Regions from separate parts of the Homo sapiens genome. Here region 2 is linked to region 1. Evidence: chromatin contacts called from ENCODE Hi-C or POLR2A ChIA-PET data. All regions are on one chromosome and are shown on one strand. The core of a region is the stretch at or near the end of the contact, and the rest is flanking DNA. Distances in the headings are between cores, read along the strand shown. Region 1 holds the start of LOC124904935 (a long non-coding RNA gene). Region 2 overlaps BCAS1-AS1 (BCAS1 antisense RNA 1).

Region 1 (7,340 bases), core at 2,014-4,513:
TCTCTCTCTCTTTTTCTCTCTCTCTTCCTCCCTCCCTCTCCCCGTTCCTGTGATTATTTTTTTTGGAAATAATTCCACACACTTTCTGCCTCCATAAACCTCTGACTCCAGCAGATGGAACAAGGCTGCTATTCCGAGTCAACGGAATCAACGGACCAGCTATAAGTGGGAGGCGAGTGGTACACACTGCAGTTTCACCCTAGTAGGTGACGTTGTGGCAACACCCACAGAACAAAAGATTCACCTTTTTCATCTATTTTTACATCTCAGGAAGCCCTAGTCCTGTCTTTTAATTACAGAACTGTTTTCCCCTCCTTGGCTCTGCACACGTTTTCTATATAATATTAAACAGTAACCTGTGAGTCTCCCACATCCTGGTATGCTCTGGATCACAGACCACATTTTTTAAACACACACACACACACACACACACACACACCACACACGACCAAAATCTGTACCAGCTGACAGCTGGCAAAGTAAAACCGCATTAAATTTGGCTCGCTTGCTTGCTTGCTTTTTCTTTCTTCTTTCTTTCTTTCTAACAGCTTGATTGAGACATGATTTACATATCATAATATTCATCCATTTTAAGTGTGCAATTCCATGTTTTTTAATTTTTTTACAGAGTTGTGTATTGGCTATTTCTTCTTGGAAATAGGGCCACTGGGGAAACTCTTGACCCCAAGGCCCCTCTCCCCACTTTGAACACGAACCAGTAAATAGCAGAGCAAATTCTGGTTCACCCCCAAAATAGTTTTTATTCATTTCATTGTGCCATTAACAGCTTACTTCCTGTGTTTTGATTCTGAGCTGTTCAGAAGCCACGTTCTTAGAAGCCACATTGCTTAGTTTTTACACCATCAAGAGATTTCTTTTGTGTTAGAGGTGTTTTTTGTTTGTTAGTGGTTTATTTAGAGTCTCCAGCTCCTTGTTTTATCTGCTGGGCTAATTAGATTTGAAATGAACCTTTGTAGCATGACAGACTGTACAGAAATATTTGGTATTCAGAGCTAAGCTTAAACATTCATAGCATTCTTACTTTTGAAACTAGCAGAAAGGAAGAGACTTAGAAATATAAGTAGGGCACAAAGGCCTAGAACCTTTTCCTAGAATTAAGCTCTTATTATATAATTTGGCTTTAACTCTGTGAGTCTCCATTTTCTCATCTGAAGAACAGGAATTAAAATAACCACTTCAGGAGATTAGCCTGAGGATCCCATTCATGTGAAAGCACCTAGAACAAAATCAATTTTTAAAAAAACCATCAATATTCATTGAGTATGAATCTTGAAGAACTTAACTAGTGGTATAAGAATTCTGTTTGTCAGGGTGCATTAATAAAAGCATAGTGCCTTCTGTTAAACGAGGATGTACTAGTTTAGTTATTCACTCAATGAATAGGTCATTACCTGCTGCGTGCCAGGCACTAGGGAGGGAACAGGGGACAGGCAGACAGGTGGAGGTGATATTCACAATATGGTTGTGCAAATAAATATCTAAGTATAAATTGTGCAAGGGTTGTTACAGAAACTTCTGGGAAGTGCACGTGCATGTGTGTGTATCTTTAAAGCAATTTAAGAGAATGTGTATTTTGTTGATAAAGTTATGCCTATAGGCATAGAAAATTTTTTCTGGAACAATCCATGAGAAATTAGTTACAGGAGTTTTATTTTTATGAAAGGAACAAGAAAGTACACAGGGGAACATCTGCCACTTTTTATTCTGTACCTTTCCATAAAATTTTAAGTTTCTAACTCTAAACTTTTTTTTTTTTTTTGAGACAGAGTCTCGCTCAATCACCCAGGCTGGAGTGCGGTGACCCAGTCTTGGCTCACTGCAACCTCCGCCTCCCAGGTTCAATCAATTCTCCTGCCTCAGCCTCCGGAATAGCTGGGATTACAGGCATGTGCCACCACGTCTGGCAAATTTTTGTATTTTTAGTAGAGACGGAGTTTCACCATGTTGGCCAGGCTGGTGATCTGCCTGCCTCAGCCTCCCAAAGTGCTGGGATTACAGGCATGAGCAGCCGCAGCCTAAACTCGTGTTTTTATTTGTTTGTTTGCTTGTTTAAGTGTCACTAGGGCTTCTCTGATCAGTAGGCTGAAAGGCCATTTTTTATATTTCTTCTTAAACTTTTCTCTACTGAAAACAAGACCTGTTATTTAAGATGGATAAATGATTAACTCTTGGAAATATAATTTGTCGTGTTAAGCCATTTAAACATTAAACATAATATTATTATACTTAAAAAGACAAAGGTCATTTACCAGAGTGTAAGAATTCATCAACCTACACCAAACTGTTACTAGCCTGCTCTTGCCTACAAAGTTTGCCCAGGCAATAATACTTTTATTCAATAGATATTTACTCAGTGCCTGCAGTATAACAGGCATCCTTCTGGGTATTGGTAGACAAAACAAAGCCCTCAGCGAGTCACAGCCTGGATTCTAGTTGGATAAGCTAGACAATAAATAAGTCAAACAAATATATAATAAGTGCTATGAAGAGTGACCAGGGGAGATGGAGGGTGCTTTTTGTTTATGATACAGAATACATTTAGGAGTTGCATTCACTACAAATAGAGCAGTCAGGAGACCTGTCCGAAGAGATAACATCTCAGCAGAGGCTTGCATGAAGGAAGGAAGGTGTGAGCCCTGCAAAGGAAAGACGGTTCCTGGCCAGAAGGACCTGAAAAGACCCTGAAACAGGAGAGCTCAAAACCAGTCAAGCAGAGTGCTGAGCTCAGGACTGTTTGTGATGCTATTCTGTCCACCTGTGCTATTGCTCAGGACAGCTCATAATTCAAAACTTATTTTTTAAAAAGTAAACATGAAACACTCATTACTAGTATTACCTTTATGATTATAGGACTTGGAATACTTGGTTCTGGGCATGGCTTCTCTTTTTTAGATATATAACAAAATAGTTGATGTAAACTACACCTACTAAAGGAGCAAAGATGTATCTTATATGCCAAAAAGAATTTAACTTTTTATAGCCATATTTATTTACAGTCACTACAATAATTTTTAATCTATTATCCTTACAAAACCTCATAAAATATACTTTTTAAACGATTGCTGTACATGCCTGTTTTCATTCATTGCAAATTAAGTAAATGTTACTTCAAGATCATAAGGAAAAATACTCAGAGACAAACAAAAAAGGACAGTGAGACACGTTGTTTTCAGCCTACTCTAAGGTGCCCACCAGTAGGAGGAGCACTATGGTAGGTGAGTAAAACCACACACTGTTTAAACAGCAAACACAAAAGCCCAGCCTTGGTTCAGTTCGCTCAACTTCCAACTGTGTGGCTTGGAACGCACCTTCCCACAGAGGCCCTCACCTGAAAATGAAGGGCTGGCTATTCTGTGATCTCTGGGTCCCTTGATGCATTATTTCCCTTTCCTTTTGTCTATTTTAAGTTCTACTCTATGAATTCTGACTAAAAGTACGATTTTGTAACCAGTTGTTTTCATTATAACTGGCTGAGCATTTAACTAACCTCTTCTTTTCTCAAGCAGGAGTCTGTGGGCAGATGGTTCTCAAGTAGTATTTCCCAACCAGAAGCCAACCCCCCACCTCCCCTTCTTGGAAACATTGGCAACGTTGACACTTTACTTTTTTTTTTTTTTTTTTTTTTTGAGACAAGTTCTCACTCAGTTGCCCAGGCTGAAGTGCAGTCGTGGCTCACTGCAGCCTCGACCTCCCCAGGTTCAGCTGATCCTCCCGCCTCAGACTCCTGAGTAACTGAGACCACAGGCACATACCACCACCCCCAGCTAATTTTTTTGTAGAGACGGAGTTTTGCCATATTGCTTAGGCTGCATACTTATATATAATATGTATACTATATTATATATAAAATTATATAGTGTATATCCTACATGTTATATATTATATATATTATATATCATATAATATATGATACATATATAGTATGTACTATATATCATATAATATATGATGCATATCATATAGTATATAGTATATAATATAAAATATAGTATATATCATACTATAATACTATATATTATAATATATATTATAATATAGTATGATATATATGATCTATACCATATATGCTATATTCTAGATATTTATATTTATGTATAATTATATTTGTATATAAATTTATACATTATATATAACATTTATTTTAGTTTTATATATAAAATATATATTATATATAAAATATATTATATATAATATATTATATAAAATATATAATATATAATATATTATATAAAATATATTATATATAATACATTATATATTGTATGTATTATATATACAATATATTATATGTTGTATGTATTATATATATTATGTTTTATATAATATATATTATATGCATTATATAATATATATTATATGCGTTATATATGATATATAATATATATAATATATTATTATATATATTATATATTATGATTATATATATTACATAATATATATTCTATAATATATATTATATATAAATAATAAATTATATATAATATATCATATGTAGTATATTGTATATAAAATATATAATATATTGTATATAAAATATATAATATATTGTATATAAAATATATAATATATTGTATATAAAATATATAATATATTGTATATAAAATATATAATATATTGTATATAAAATATATAATATATTGTATATAAAATATATAATATATTGTATATAAAATATATAATATATTGTATATAAAATATATAATATATTGTATATAAAATATATAATATATTGTATATAAAATATATAATATATTGTATATAAAATATATATGTGTATATATGTATTTTAGAGGCAATGTCTTCCTACATTACCCAGGCTTGACTAGAACTCCTGGGCTTAAAGGAACCTCCTGCCTCAGCCATCTGAGTAGCTGGGGCTACAGGTGAACCCACTGTGCCCAGCTCTCAATTTTCACATTTTTTATTTTCATGACTGTAGAGGGAACAGCTACTGTCACCAGATACTGGTGAGCACCCTACACTGCCCGGGACAGCCACCAACAATAAAGAATGTTCTAGTCGTAAATATTAGCGCCAAGGATGGGAATCTTGGATATAGAGAAATTGGGAAAAATGATGAGGGGGAAAGTGGGGGACCTTATTTACTGATGATGTCCATGGGGTATTTCCTAAGTAAGAAACAGCAGACAACTTTTGCCTCGTTTGATGGTGGTTCTCTTCTATTGACTGCTGTTTATTTTTTTCCGAAGACTTGGGTGTGTGACATAAGTAATCCCATGGTAGCCCAGGGCACAATGGGAGAAATGAAAAATGGAAGGCAGGTTCAAACATGCAGTGTGACTGCAAGAGTAACCTTCCTGTTCTAAGACTTGAAAAAGTTTTCAGATCCTTGGTGTATTTTATCAGCAGAACGTTCATCTGCATATGGCATTCAGAAGCAAACTAAACTTTTCTTTCCCCCCTGAGTCTTTTGTTTCCAAATCAATGGGAAACAAAGGATACCCCTGCTCCATTCAGGCAGTTTCAATGATTCTCAAATCAACGTGGGAGCAGTCGTTGGGCCATTTAAAATATACAGTGATAAAAAAAAAAGCATACTTATTAACCTTGTAAACATTCTATAAAAGTACAAGGGGAACCTTTATAAAGAATAGCCAAGTGTCCTTTTTATAGAATAGCCTTTTGTACTTTGAAATGTTCATGTCTATAAAATAGAACTGGACAGACGAGCCTAATGCAATTTCCATGTCTTCTAGTAATTGTTCCGTTAAAACATTATTTTTCAGCGTCTTAACACCCGGAAGATTAAGTTACCTCAACCCAAGATCAGTTCCACTTTAAAAAAGCACTTTCGACCCATATTTAACCAACCGTCAGAGAGGATTCAAAAGAGGGCTAATTGAGCACTGAGTGTTTGAAGCATTCAAATCAAGGCCCAGGTTTCTTCTTGAAAACAGCAACAGCTCAGCCTGGCAGGAAGCAGGGATTAGACAAGAGAATCGATTGAAACTTGCCTTCCAAACTGGAAGAAAAACTTTCAATAAGAAAGCGTGAAGTTTGAAATCACTGCATGTTATATTATTCATCTTTCAAACTGCCTCCAGCCTTATTGGATGGCATTTTCTCCTCTTACCCAGCTCTGAGCTGCCACTGTAATTCACCAAGAAACCCACTTTAGCAAGAATGACCCACCCTTCAGAGGGAAGTAGCCACCCTTAGCCTGGTTCTCTTTACCACTCTGTTCTGTCCCCACTCTATCTGCACTCTATCTCTTCATTCTATCTACATGTTTTGCAATTCCCTCTGGTATTCCAAGGCCAGTGAAATCACAGCCTCCAGTAAGGGTGCTAAACCCGAATATATTCACTGCTAAGCTGTATTTTTAACCCTTTTCACCCACCAATTTCAATGTTCTCTTTAATAGGTTAGCTATGGCAGACCTCATCAGAATCAAGTTATGGGAAGGCAAGCTGGAAAACCTCACAGGGGGGATTTCATGAAGAGAAAAGCCTGGGTGTTTTTCATCTGAATTCTTGTCCTCATCTCCCTTACCACCCCCAACAAATACAAGCAGCGGGAAACTAACAGTGATAATCAGTAATCTAATAAACTCAGCCAGCCTCAAGTTCTGTTGTTGTTTTCCTTAAAACAAACAAAACGAAACAAAAATAAGCATTCTGCCCAGAATTGAGAGAGAGAGAGAGAGAGAGAGAAAAGCTCTCTCCTAAAATCCCACAAGTTTGCTGCCAGTGATTCAGTACATACCTGACCAAAAAAAAAAAAAAAAAAATGTTGCTTAACTGGTTTGGTTGTTTCAGCTGGCTACTACCAAGAGAAGTAAACAGGACCTTATCATTTCAGTTAAGTCTGGCTTGAGCATTATTTTCAAGTAAATATTTATAATTTCAATGCTATTCCATTGCTACCACTGCTGTCTTTGGATTGGACCGACTGAAACATTGTCTTGGATTAGCCCGACTCCATAGCAACAGGCCAGGAGAGGCTGCACCCTCCTTGCCTGTCCTTTCTGTGGCTGGGGAGGAGAGGAGGAGGTATTTGGTGACACTCGCCATCAGGACTTTGCAGCTCTCTTGCCAGATAGCAGCTGAATTGAAGAATATCCTTCCTTTGCCATTTGGGCTCCAGTCCATCAGGATTTTTGCTGATCACTTTGCACATCTCAATGAATTTGACACACGGGCATTTTTTTTTCTCTCTCTCTCTCCTCATTCAGGAAGTGGAGAGCTGAGCCCTGAGATTCTTTCTGCTCCGATGATATAAACAAATTGTAGAGGAAGTCAAGTCAAACTTTCCCTTGCTTCTTTTGTTCTCCCAAATAGCAATTCAGAAAACAGAGC
Region 2 (7,340 bases), core at 1,793-4,292, 65 kb before region 1:
TTATCTGTGAGATATTTATTATAAGGTGTTAAACTTCTTTGAAGATTGTAAGAAAGAGATAAAACCTCTAAATGGTTTTGACCCTTCAAAGGACATTTAAATGGTTATTTCTAAGTGTCATAAACATGGACTTGGGATTTGGCCTCATCATTCACCCAGATGATTCATACCCATGATCCCAGGCTGTGAGGTCTTGAGCAAATTACTTCTTCTCAGAGCCTTAGTTTGTTCCTCTGTGGAATGGGAATGCTAACAGCACTTACCTCGGAAAGTTGCTGAGAATAAACGAGACCGTGCATTTAGAGCATGTAGGCACCGTGTCTGGCAGGTAATGAGTGCTCAGTCAGCTTATTGATGAGGATGCAGATGACCTCAGCCTGAGATAGAACAGATGTGTTCTCTTTCATGGACTGAAGGCCACCCAGACTTTGCGACATCCTTAAACTTTGCCCCAGTTTCTCCTTATCCTCATAAGCAGTTGGCTGGCTGGCTTATCTAGAAAAAAGAAAGGAGGGAGGAGAAAAAGCAAAGAAAAATGTTCATTTTCCCTGCTGTTCACCCCATTCTAAAGTAAGGCAGAATTTCTGGAGAGGGGGCTCAGGTCCACCCTTGGCTATCCTTGGTTGTACAGTTGCATCTACTTATAACGGTGGCCAAGTCGCCATGGCAGTAGGTGCTGTGGCTGCCCTGCCCCATCGTCTTCAGACTACCCGAGTTTACCTGCAGCACTGACAGCTTCCCACCCCAAAACTCCTCGTTCTTTGCTTTTCCTCTCGGTGGCTTTCTCCAGGGGCTGTAGGAGCTTGTTTAGCCCACCTGCATGGCATTTTGAAAATACCTGAAATTTTATGCCCCGAAGGACAATTCTCAATCAGTGAAAGATGGGAGAGGAAAGGTAAACACCTCAGCTGCCCCATCTCTCAGTGGGACAATGTTGAGGGGTCGTCTTTGTGTTCTCTCAAGGGTCCTCAGCAAGACCGAGCCACCCGTCACCCACAGCAGTAACATACTCATGAGCACGCCCCCCCACCCCACCTTTTGTGCTTCCTGGGATCACTTCCCAAATAAACTACTTGCACCTAAGTTTTTGTCTCAGGGTCTGTGTCTTAGGTTAAAAACCTCTGTGTCGGCCAGGCGCGGTGGCTCACGCCTGTAATCCCAGCACTTTGGGAGGCCAAGACGGGTGGATCACCTGAGGTCAGGAGTTCTAGACCAGCCTGGCCAACATGGTAAAACCCCATCTCTACTAAAAATACAAAAATTAGCCGGGTGTGGTGGCAGACGCCTGTAATCCCAGCTACTCGGGGGGCTGAGGAAGGAGAATCCCATCTCTACTAAAAATACAAAAATTAGCCGGGTGTGGTGGCAGACGCCTGTAATCCCAGCTACTCGGGGGGCTGAGGCAGGAGAATCCCTTGAACCCGGGAGGCAGAGGTTGCCATGAACCGAGATCACACCATCGCACTCCAGCCTGGGGGACAAGAGCGAGACTTTGTTCCAAAAAAAAAAAAGAAAAATCTGTGATCTGTGTCTTAGGGTTTTCTCGGGAACCTCTATCCCATGACAAGGAGCTGAATAGAAGGACATTAATATGGGTGCTAGTTTTAAAGGTACTGGAAGAGTTGAAAAGACAACCATGGGGCCGTGAGGCCCACCCGGAGATTAGAAATAGAACATGGCACATGTATACCTATGTAACTAACCTGCACATTGTGCACATGTACCCTAAAACTTAAAGTATAATTTAAAAAAAAAAAGAAAGAAAGAAATAGAAATAGGCTACAAAAAGAACCACCACTAGAGACACACAGCCAAAGGGAAGAGGTGATGCTTCTGGAGCTAGGGAACCCGGCACCCTGTGGGAAATAGAACCCCATGTGGATGGGGGTGAGGCTGCTTGAGGGTAGCTGGAACCCAATGGAGGCTTCTGCAAGCAGTACCTTTTTGTTGACTGGAGGGAGGAGGCAGGAAAAATACGTGTCAGTGCCGCCCACTGGCTGAACTTAACCAGAAGCCAGTTGGTAATGGAACCTGGGAAATGCAGTTTGAAGAGAAGCTTGGAAAAATGATCTGAGAGTAAACATACAAATACCTAGCACAGTTGGTGGCTTTAAGAGGAGAAAAAAGGGAAGGGAAGGGGAGGGGAGGGGAGGAGAAGGGAGGGGAGGGAAGGGAAGGGAAGGGAAGGGAAGGGAAGTGAAGGGAAGGGGCAACCTTGATTAGTGTCCCACCCCCTTCCCTGGCTCTAAATAAATGAACATGTATGCTATGGTCATGCTGACATCCTTGTCTCCTCCTTTATCTTCAGAAGAGAGCAGTAGCTATGAACACAGGCTCTGGGTCCAAACAGCCTTGGTTGCAATCCCAGTGGTGCTACTTGCTAGCCACGTGGCTTTGAGCAGGTTCCTTAACTTCTTCCAGCTTCACTTTCACATCCATAAAGTGGAGACACTAGTAGAATCCACCTCACTGAGTTGCTGTGGGGATTTAACGATGTATTCCATGCAAAGCACAAAATGAGTGTCTAAGAAATGTTCATGCTTATGGAAACAGACTGTTCTTTGAGTTTCAATCAGCTTATTCAAGTTCCTGCTAAAACATGTTTCTTCTCCTCTTTACCACTCACACCTCCAACTTCAATGTCTAGAATCTACCCCTTGTCTCTACTTCACAGTCTTTAAAGTAAATAAATAAATAAATCTTTCTATTTTCATAGAGGTTCTGTGAGAACTGAGGAGAAACAGCCTTTCTCCTCCCCTCTGGGCTCACAACCCTCTCTCCGCATCCCCTGCCCCCTCCCTATCTTTGCTGGCCAGTTGTTCACAAGTAGCTTAACAGTTTTGAGAATACAAAAACAGGAAATTATGCCCCAGCCCTAAGACTAAAAAACTCATGTGCAAATCCTTCAGTGGACAGATTTCTTCAGCTTTCAAAAACTAAGGCCTTGAAAAATCAGGTCCCATGGCCAAATTTTCTGGATTTGCTTAATCATTTCCTTTGCAAATTTATAACCTCTTTAACCATGAAGAGAGATGGTGAGAAAGGGGGAGGCGGGAGTTGAAAATGTTTTAAGTTAACCGCAAGACAGGACAGGAAATTCTGGAGGGGTGTGCATTTCTCTTTAATCCCTTAGTGGCAGAGAGGCCTAAGATAGCAGCTCTGGAAAACTATTTATTGTCCCAGAAATGACCGTTCTGGGATATTGTTTTGCTGTTGATATTGACCCAGAGGAAAATGTGGCAGCCTTCTTCATTCAGTGGCTTAACAGAGAATAGAAGAGCAGGGAAGGCTCTGAGACACCCCGGTCTGATCCTTTACTTGACTCATGCAACAGACACTTATTGAGTGGCTGCCCTGCCCTCCAATGGATAGAGAGGACTGAGACAGCCTCCCAAAGAGGTGAAATAACTTCCTCGCTTTTTCAATGCCATTTGAAAAGTTAAGGAATCTACTGGGGGCTGTCTACTAGAAGAATCTAAAATAGGTGATCCAAAGCTGTTTTATTATTAAAATTCCTGAAAGACAAAAAGAAGTGACTTTTTTTTTTTTTTTTTTGCCCTTCCTTCTCACTTTCTGAGTTTTTCTTGGCTAATCGGAGTTATGTACTTTTTTTAACCTTTAAGGTAAGTTCCTGTCTTTAGCAGTGGTTTTTATTTGAAGCCAGGGCCCAACCCACTTATGTTGATCCAGCAAATGAAATGGAATGGAACAGAATGGAATAGAATAGAATACAACAGAAAGCTCATGGTGCATCACGGGTAATATGGTTAACATCCATTAGTGGAAGGTTTGTTTTGATTACTAATGTATGTGTATAGACTCAAAATGTATTTCTTATTATGATTTGTAATAAGAAAACTTTAAAAGCCTCTGATCTTTAATATAGTTCAGCAGCGAAAGGTGTGGGATCTAGAGTCTACTGGCATGAGTTTGAATGTCAGCCTGTCACTCTGACCGGCTGTTTGATGTTGGACAAGCTGATTATCCTCTCTGAACCTCACTTACTTAAGGGAAATACAACACAATAAAGAGAGATATAAAGTGAATATTGGATATCACAGTGTCTGAATTTCTGGGGTCATTTATCTGCAGAAAATGCCATCCTGCCCCCTATATCTTTCCTTTGGCCCAGCGTTCTGCCAGTTGTCTAGGGTCTACTCACCTTAGGTAAAGCTACTTCCTCTATCTTAACCTCTCTTGATTTGATCTCCCTTCATTCCCTCTACCTCCACTTGCTATCTCTAACATCATCTGTGGAAAACCAAAGCCATTTAATATGTGAAATTTCTCTTGGGAAAAATGGCTACATAGTTGCAGACCATCTTACCTACTGAGTACAAACATGAAAGCTAGACAAATACCTCGAAGGCATCCTAAAAGAGAGATGCAGTGCTCCACTTCAATTGAAAGCAACAATAAGACTGACAGCTGATTCAGCAGAACTAATCAAAGTCTGAGGACAAACTCCTTAAAAAAAAAAAAAAAAGATAAGATGGAAAAGAAAAAGAAAGAAAAGAAGAAAGAAAAACAAAAGGGGTTTAAAAAAAACCCTGCCAACCTATAGTTCTACACCCAGTAAGAAATAGCTATCAAAATTGAAGATTGCTATGTTTTCAGATAAACAAAAACTAAATTCTATATTACCAGCAGGTCCTTACTAAAAGAAATACTAAAAGATACTCTTTAAGAAAAAAATAAAATGATCTCAGATGGAAGAATAAAAACATAGGAAAGAATTAAAAGCAACAGAAGGACAAATGTGTCGGTAAATCTAAACGAATACCAACTCTATTAAAAGATCATAATAATGTCTTCTGGGATTTAAAAAATATATAGAAGGCCAAGTGTGGTGGCTCACACCTGTAATTCCAGCACTTTGGGAGGCCAAAGTGGGTGGATCACTTCAGGTCAGGAGTTTGAGACCAGCCTGGCCAACATGGTGAAACCCCATTTCTACTAAAAATACAAAAATTAGGCAGGCATGGTGGTGCATGCCTGTAATCCCAGCTGCTCGGGAGGCTGAGGCAGGAGAATCACTTGAACCCGGGAGGCAGAGGTTGCAGCAAGCCAAGATTGTGCCACTGCACTCCAGCCTGGGCGACAGAGCAAGCCTCCATCTCAAAAAGAAATAAAACATAAAATAAAATAAAATATATGTAGAGTTCAAATACATGGTAGCAATAACACAAAAGGTAGTCAAGAAAAAAACGGTACTAAACATGTTCCAAATTATTTTATTGCCTGAGAGCTAGCAAATGTACTAATTTTATTAGACTCTGATAAGTCAGGAATTATCATTGTAATCTATAAGGTAATAAAAAATATAGAAAAAACAAGCTAATAGGAGAAGCACAATGATTGAAAAAAGACCTCATTAATTTAAAAGGTCAGAAGGGAGAAAAGGGGGAACTGGTAAAAGTTGAAACTAATTAAAATAGTAATATATTAATATTGTGATAGTACTATACTAATAATTACTTTAAGTGTAAATAGACTAAATATTCCAACTAAAAGACAGATTTTATGCTAAATTAAAAAAAAACCCAAATATAATCTTCTTACAAGAGATAAGACCTAATATAAGCACACAGAAAAGATGAAAATAAAGATAGAAACAGATATTTCATGAACATACTAATCAAAAGAAAGCTAGTGTAGCTATTCTAGTATCAGATGAAATACACTTTAAGAAAAGAAACAATATAAAAGGTAAAGAGGATTATCTTATAATAACAAAAAGGGTCAATCCTACAAGAAAAAGCAATTCTAAATCTACAGTACCTGCTAGAATAGTTTCAATATACATAAAGCAGAAACTGCCAGATCTAAAAGGAGAAATAAATCCACAATTATAGAAGTAGGCTTTAACCTATTTCTATCAGCAACTGATAAACAAAAAGATAATTTAAGTCAGTAAGAATGGAGAAATTTTGACCAGCACTATTTACACACTCAGCCTAACTGACATTTGTAGAACAAACCAACCAATAACTGCACACTACCTCTTCTTTTTCTAAGTGCACACGGAACATTTAACAAAAGTTGTCACATGCTGGACTATGGAGTAGGTCTCAACAAACTTCAAATGCTAAAAACACACAATATGTTCTCTGACTACAGTGGAATTAGCTAGAAACCAATAACTAAGGATAAGAAAATGTCTAAATAATTGAAAATGAGGCAAAGCAATCCAAATAGCTCATGATTTAAGAGAAATCACAGTAGAAATTAGAAAATATTTATTTGACATATCAAAATGTAGGATTCAGCTAAAGCTGTGCTTATAGGGAAATGTTTATCTTTAAATACACATATTAGCTAACAAGAGAGGAAGAAAATCAATGACCTAAGCACACACTTTAGAAAATTAGAAAAATAAAAGCAATCAAACCTAGAAAAATTAGAAACAAGGAGATAATAAAGACAGTTATGAAAAGAAAATAAATGTACAACAAAACATCTCTTTGCAGAGATGCAACACCTCTTATTGATAGATTAACAGACCTACCATTCATTTGTTCATCCATCCTTGCATTCGTTCATTCATTGAATAAATATTTACTGAGAATCTATGCTGTGGATAAGGCACTGTTCTAATTTCTTAGAATAAAGAAGTGAACAAAACAAAGTTCTTCCCTTCAAGGAGCTTATATTTTGGTACAGGAAACAGGCAATAAACAAACAACTAGTGATAAGATGTCAAAAACTGGAATATGCTATTAGTAAATGAAAAAGTGGAGTAATACCGAGAAAAGGGCATGTGAATTTAGTTGGGTTGATCAGGGAAAGGCTCTTTTAAGATGACATTTGACCACAGAGTTTCATAGACTGGGGAGTGAATCATGCAAATATGAGGAAGAAAAGCATTCCAGACAAAAGGAAGAGGTACTGTACAAGCCCTAAGGTGAATGCACATTTGACACATTGAAAAGAGCTCGTGTGCCCTTGGATAATGTTGGACAGGCTGTCAGAAACCAGAAAGACCTTGTAACCATGATGGTAAGACCTGGATTTTAGCCTGAACTTGATAGGAAGATGCTAGAGCATTTTGGGCAGGGAAGTGACAGAATCTGATCATTCATAAGACCTGCTTTTCCATTTCTCTTCCAAGTAGGTTAATTTGTCACTTTCCTCCCTGACAGGCTTTAAATTCTGTAATTCAAGTTCTATTAGCATGATTTTCCAAGGAAAAAGCAAACTTTCTCCATAAATACATCCTCCTGCCCTCCTGCCAGGAGAGAGAGGGCTTCAAGCAGCTTTTCTAAGAGCGATTTTTTTCACCCCATGATAGTTGGATGTTAGGAAAGTGACAGAGACAGAACAAGTCATAAACATCACTG

The links. Hi-C counts contacts between places; a loop is a spot of excess contacts on that map. ChIA-PET counts read pairs that join two places held with the same protein, here RNA polymerase II (POLR2A). Pooled maps may share reads with other maps.
Region 2: a map of OCI-LY7 shows a loop between it and region 1 (2.4-fold over the local background). The contact joins two enhancer-like sites. A Hi-C loop is called at or near these places in 15 of 168 maps with a recorded cell type or tissue (B cell, CD8-positive, alpha-beta T cell, Caco-2 and 11 more), 27 of 37 single-sample maps with no recorded cell type and 26 of 50 pooled maps. POLR2A ChIA-PET finds 5 or more read pairs at or near these places in 19 of 52 experiments (A549, A673, AG04450 and 15 more).

What each region holds. Positions count from the first base shown.
Region 1 is chr20:53,865,859-53,873,198 of GRCh38, reverse strand. LOC124904935 (a long non-coding RNA gene) reads left to right here and starts at 7,035. Exons shown (of 2, transcript XR_007067665.1): 1 at 7,035-7,340. Within about 2 kb of position 3,263, at least 27 of the 41 ENCODE cell types and tissues checked have a DNase peak (open chromatin) inside an H3K27ac peak, as active enhancers do; they include B cell, CD8-positive, alpha-beta T cell, OCI-LY7 and 1 more, where a contact is called at or near this core.
Region 2 is chr20:53,930,518-53,937,857 of GRCh38, reverse strand. It overlaps BCAS1-AS1 (BCAS1 antisense RNA 1), which reads right to left. Exons shown (of 5, transcript NR_199019.1): 2 at 264-495. Among named protein-coding and RNA genes, the nearest start is that of BCAS1-AS1, 19 kb to the right of the region's middle. RefSeq lists enhancers at 2,345-2,846, 6,786-6,885. Within about 2 kb of position 3,042, at least 15 of the 41 ENCODE cell types and tissues checked have a DNase peak (open chromatin) inside an H3K27ac peak, as active enhancers do; they include B cell, CD8-positive, alpha-beta T cell, OCI-LY7 and 1 more, where a contact is called at or near this core.